2 separate regions of the Mus musculus genome follow, and region 1 is linked to region 2. The links are chromatin contacts, found by Hi-C or POLR2A ChIA-PET in ENCODE. All regions are on one chromosome and are shown on one strand. Each heading gives the region's core, a stretch centred on a gene start or an enhancer-like site at or near the end of the contact. The rest is flanking DNA. Distances are from core to core; before and after follow the strand shown. Region 1 holds the start of Terf2 (telomeric repeat binding factor 2). Region 2 holds the start of Cog8 (component of oligomeric golgi complex 8).

Region 1 (2,700 bases), core at 145-2,644, 40 kb before region 2:
AACCACTCTAATGGCTGGACCCAGCCAGCCCTCACCCTACAGAGTAAAAAAACTCAAGCTCTGGACTTGAAAACTTGCCCTGCTCCACTCTCACCCCAAGAAACCCCACATAAACCCTGCCTTCTACTCAGTATCCAGCTGCCTCTCGCCTGAGCCTGAGTCTTCCTTCCTTCCCAGTAAATTTCTTGTGTGTGAGGTTTGTCGTATAGTGTGACTTTGTGATATTCCTTGGTTCTTGACTGCCAAGATACTTTCCCCTCAGAGCTATAACTTTTACACTGGGTGTAAAGACATGGACCACTGCACCAAACTTAAAAATCAGATTTTTTTTTTTTTTTGTAAACAAAAATAGATTGTCCAAGCATGCTCTGGATGAGTTCATGAAAAGCAATTGGAATCCAGGAGCAACAAGATAGATGGTTCAGTGGATAAAGATGCTTGCCAGAGACTAAGCCAGATGACCTGATTTCAGTCCCTAGGATCCACATAATGAAAGGCAAAAACCAACTTCTAAAAGTTATCCTTGGATCTCTGTGTATACACACACACACACACACACACACACACACACACACACAATTTGTTGAACCCTGAGCTACAGGAACCAGAAATAGTAACTCAGTTCATTTTAATACAATCCTCACGATGTCCACTTGACAGAAAGGGGCACAGGTACACAAACGGAGAAGTAACTTGTTCAAGGTTTACACAATAAGAAGCAGACCTGTCAGGATATCAAGGCAGATAGTTTAGCTCCTGTTAAGTAAGGCAAACAGGCTGGAATCACCAAGCAGCTTGGATTACCATAGCTAGGATTGCTTTAGAGAGTGGCTCCAAAGCCATGTTGTGGATGGGCTCTGACATGAGTTCAAAACTAGCCTGGGTAACTTTGCAGGGCCTGTCTTAGAATACATTTTTACTAGGTGGCTGGGGACAGTGCACGGTTGATAAAGTGCTTGCTCTAGAATGGCGAGGACCTCCGTTGATTCCCAGAACAAACCTATGTTTTAAAAAGAAAAAAAGTAAAAAAAAAAAAAAAAAAAAAAAAGGCTGGCCATGTTGGCACTATCTCAGCACTGCAACACAGAGGCAGAGTTCTATGTCTTGAGTTCCAAGCCAACCAGGGATACACAGTGAGACTCTGTGTCAAAACAAAACAAAGTAATTTCTTTCTACTGTACTGCTTTTCACAATTTGCGAAATGTCTAACATTATGCACGCGCTTATTTTTCATATTCTTTACACTGTCCCAAGTCTGCAGCGTAGTCTTCAAAATAGCGCGCCTGGCTGGGCTGTGTGGACTCCAATCCCCAGCAAGCATTGCAGCAGACACAAGAGGAACTACGGATGCCGAGGAGGTGGGTAGACCCCCCGCCGCCTCGGTCCTTTCCCTCCCAGAAGCCCGCGGGCGGCTCGGAACCCCGTCGGTATCATGGCTGCGGGAGCCGGGACAGCGGGCCCTGCTTCCGGCCCGGGCGTTGTGCGTGACCCGATGGCGTCACAGCCAAGGAAACGGCCCAGTCGGGAGGGCGGGGAGGGCGGGGAGGGCGAGCGGCGGTCGAACACGATGGCGGGAGGAGGCGGGAGCAGCGATAGCAGCGGGCGGGCGGCGAGCCGACGGGCATCGCGCAGCGGCGGGCGGGCTCGACGGGGGCGACACGAGCCAGGGTTGGGAGGCGCGGCCGAGCGGGGCGCGGGGGAAGCTCGCCTGGAGGAGGCGGTCAACCGCTGGGTGCTCAAGTTCTATTTCCACGAGGCGCTGCGGGCCTTTCGGAGTAGCCGGTACCGGGACTTCAGGCAGATCCGGGACATCATGCAGGGTGAGAGCCGGCTCGGGCCGCGGGGAGGAGGACATGGTTTTGGGGGGCATGACTTGGGGTCCGGGGCTCGCGGAGCCAACCATGTCTTCTTTCCCAGCGTTGCTTGTCAGGCCCTTGGGGAAGGAGCATACGGTGTCCCGGTTGCTGCGGGTTATGCAGTGTCTGTCGCGCATTGAAGAAGGAGAAAATTTAGGTACGGCTATTTTTTGTGTGTTCTTTTCTGGGCTTACTTACGTAGGGTTTTGTTATTTTCAAACTTAACATCCGGAACTGAAAGATTCCGGGTTAAAGTGCACTACTGGTTCCACCGCGGAGGGCTTTTTCATTCAACAGTGGTTGAATTCTCTAATTCCGGTTTTCTCCAGTTAAAGTTTCTTGGCTGTCTTTTGTTTTGTTTTCTCCCACCTGTTAATTGCACACCCATTTTTATTGCTACAAGTAAGTTACGTCAATAAGGACACATCTTTCTCCCTCTTCCTCCAAATAGTAAAGTGGGAACACTCTCCCATCCACACACAAGTTGAACTTGGCAGCTACTTAACAAACTCTCTTCATTGTTGGCCCCTTGTATCTGAGGAAGTTGTGTTATTCTGGATTTTGGAGGCAAACATATATGTTATAATTGAGCTGTATTAAAAAGTATTGAAAGATAGTCACTTAAAATACGTTGAAGCCAGCCGGGCAGTGGTAGTGCACACCTTTAATCCCAGCATTTGGGAGGCAGAGGCAGGTGGATTTCTGAGTTCGAGGCCAGCCTGGGCTACAGATCCAGTTTCAGGACAGCCAAGGCTACACAGAGAAACCCTGTCTTGAAAAACAAAAAAGAAATATGTTGATTGGAATTTGAACCATATATCAAGGACATAAACAAATAAATGCA
Region 2 (2,700 bases), core at 142-2,641:
AATTCGACCCAGACCGGATTTCAACACATGGTTTCCATACAAGAAGGACTGCTCTGCTCCCGGCTTTACCCACACTTTATACTGAAAGAGAGTTAAAAGCCAAGACACAAGGATGTTGGGCTATATCCCTAAATGCGGATTAGCAGCTGCTTCCGAGTTTAAGGAGAGGTGGGGAACCTTTAAGTTGTTTGGACCCCCCCCCCACTTTTTTGTTTTTGTTTGTTTGTGGGTTTTTTGTTTTTTTTTGAGACAGTGTTTCTCTGTGTAGCCCTGGCTGTCCTCGAACTCAGAAGTCCGCCTGTCTCTGCCTCCCAAGTGCTGGGATACCCCAATTTTTGATCTTTCACCATGGAGTTCCTTCCTCAACCTAACATCGAAATTCAACCTTACATCGAAATGCTCACATAATCAGCAATTTCCTTTTTTTTTCCCCTTGGACCCTAGGATCACCCTCACCACTGGCACTTGTGTCTTCGTCTCTGCTTTCTGAGATCCAGCTGACACGGTGGAGGCCTGTTTTCCTGTAGACAACTAGGCTATGCAGCTCCATGGCCATAACCCTTCCTAAACGTGTCCAAGCAGCAATATCGACAAACAACTTCTTAGGCTGACGCTGTCCAGAAACTCGTTGGAAAGAATCTGTGCTCTGACCTGGCCGCCGTCACCCGGGACTTCATCCCGGATGGCAACCTGGAGACCAGGCCCCCACAACGTACCTTGGCATAGGGGGCCAGGTAATCCAGAGCTGTCACGTGCAAGCGGAACTTGTGGGTCTTGGTAAACTTCCCAAAACACGTCCCCAGCGACACGAGCTTGTCTCCGGAGATGTTGGCGGCCAGCTTCAGCATCATCTCACTACAGGGGCGCGGGAGGAAGGTACCCGGTGACGACCAGGGATGGATGCACGCCTCCAGCCCGCCACGCAGTGGGCAGCACGCCCCACCTCACCTCACATAGTACACTCGGTCGTTGTGCAGCCGGAAACAGTACGTGCCGTCGGGTCTGTCCACTAGGAGTTGAAGGTTCTCTCCGATGCTGAGGGCAACAAGACCAGCGTCTGAGCCGGGACCGTCCCGCCCCGGAGCCGCATCCCCACTCCCCGCACGCCCGTCCCTCATCCGCCTCTCCAGTTCTTACTACTTCGCGATCTTCTCAAACATGACCCGGGTCTCTTCTTCAGTCAAGGGCCTCATCTTGCCGCTTGCTTGGCTCCCGGGAATCCTCGTGCCTGGAGAGCCGGAAGCGGAAGTCACTTTCCCACCCGCCCACTTCCTGGGGTCCACGAACGCGTGTCTCTCTAGCCTAATTCTCCGTGATCTTTGCGCAGCCGCCGCCTACCGTGGCGGACTTCCGGGGACCGAAAGCCGGCTAGATGAGAAACCATAGAGACGGGAAATGTTTCCCCCAATCGTTTCCGTTTCCCAGGAGCGAAACCGGCTCTGAAGAGGAAGTGACGGTACCGTGCTTGAGAGATGGCGGCCGCTCTCCCTCTCCAGCCCTCCACGACCGCTTCGGCCACGACGACAGCCACGGCCGTCGCGCTGGGGGAGGTGGAAGATGAGGGCCTCCTGGCGTCGCTATTCCGGGACCGCTTCCCCGAAGCTCAGTGGCGTGAGAAGCCCGACGTGGGCCGCTACCTCCGGGAGCTGAGCGGCTCCGGGCTGGACCGGCTGCGGCGCGAACCCGAGCGCTTGGCGGAAGAGCGGGCCCAGCGGCTGCAGCAGACGCGCGACCTGGCTTTCGCCAACTACAAGACGTTCATTCGCGGGGCCGAGTGCACCGAGCGCATCCACCGGCTCTTCGGCGACGTGGAGGCGTCCCTCGGGCGCCTGCTCGACCGTCTGCCCCGCTTCCAGCAGAGCTGCAGGTGCGGCTGGCCTGATGGGGACGGGCGCGTCATTGTATCTGCCAGGACGCTATCGTCATGACCCAAGCGTAGTGTACAGGGCTCTCTCCTGATTGCCTTGTTAATCCACTTAAACTTCACAGCAGCCATCTAGGTAGGTAGCGTCATTATTTTACAGACGAGGAAGTCGAAGTGAAGTGACTTGTCCAAGAACACAGCTAGTAAGTTTCCAAGAATTGGAAGCTAGGAGTCCACTACTCCCTCATAGGCTGTTGTTTAAATAATAAACATTCAGCCAGTCTTATTGACACTTGTGATCCCAGTATTCGAGTCACAGAGTCATCATCCTAGTCTGAGTATTGAATTCATGGACAGCCTGAGCTACATGAGACATTCAAACAAACTAAAAAATGTATGCATCCGGGCGGTGGTGGCGCACGCCTTTAATCCCAGCACTTGGGAGGCAGAGGCAGGCGGGTTTCTGAGTTCAAGGCCAGCCTGGTCTACAGAGTGAGTTCCAGGACAGCCAGAGCTATGCAGAGAAACCTTGTCTCGAAAAACCAAAAATAAATAAATAAATAAAATTATGCAAGGCAGTTCATTGAGCCTGACATAGTTAACCCTATATAAATGTGGGCTGGAGGTGCTCAGCTTCAAAATGTCCATCGATAGGAAGCTGACAGATCCTATTTGTCATTGTAGGTTGTCAAAAAGCATTTCCTTTTTAAGCTATGTTACATTTCTAGGCCCTCGATCTAATACACTTAGTTCTGCTATCCAGCAGGTCAATTTTTCTTTGGAAGCTTGGATATTAAAAACAGGTTGTGTACCCCATATGTCTGAAAAGAGATTCA

The links. Hi-C counts contacts between places; a loop is a spot of excess contacts on that map. ChIA-PET counts read pairs that join two places held with the same protein, here RNA polymerase II (POLR2A).
Region 1: a loop to region 2 is called in a map of heart, with 5 times the contacts of the local background. The contact joins the promoter of Terf2 here to the promoter of Cog8 in region 2. A Hi-C loop is called at or near these places in 6 of 37 maps with a recorded cell type or tissue (adrenal gland, heart, left cerebral cortex and 1 more). POLR2A ChIA-PET finds 5 or more read pairs at or near these places in 4 of 5 experiments (Patski and embryonic stem cell).

The regions. Positions count from the first base shown.
Region 1 is chr8:107,095,242-107,097,941 of GRCm38, reverse strand. Terf2 (telomeric repeat binding factor 2) reads left to right here and starts at 1,394. Exons shown (of 10, transcript NM_001371065.1): 1 at 1,394-1,820; 2 at 1,918-2,013. The coding sequence starts at 1,433. It overlaps Mir7075 (microRNA 7075), which reads left to right and starts at 1,836; the gene lies at 1,836-1,917.
Region 2 is chr8:107,055,428-107,058,127 of GRCm38, reverse strand. Cog8 (component of oligomeric golgi complex 8) reads left to right here and starts at 1,391. Exons shown (of 5, transcript NM_139229.4): 1 at 1,391-1,867. The coding sequence starts at 1,473. It overlaps Nip7 (NIP7, nucleolar pre-rRNA processing protein), which reads right to left and starts at 1,251. Exons shown (of 5, transcript NM_025391.2): 1 at 1,138-1,251; 2 at 949-1,035; 3 at 717-855; 4 at 1-81. The coding sequence starts at 1,193.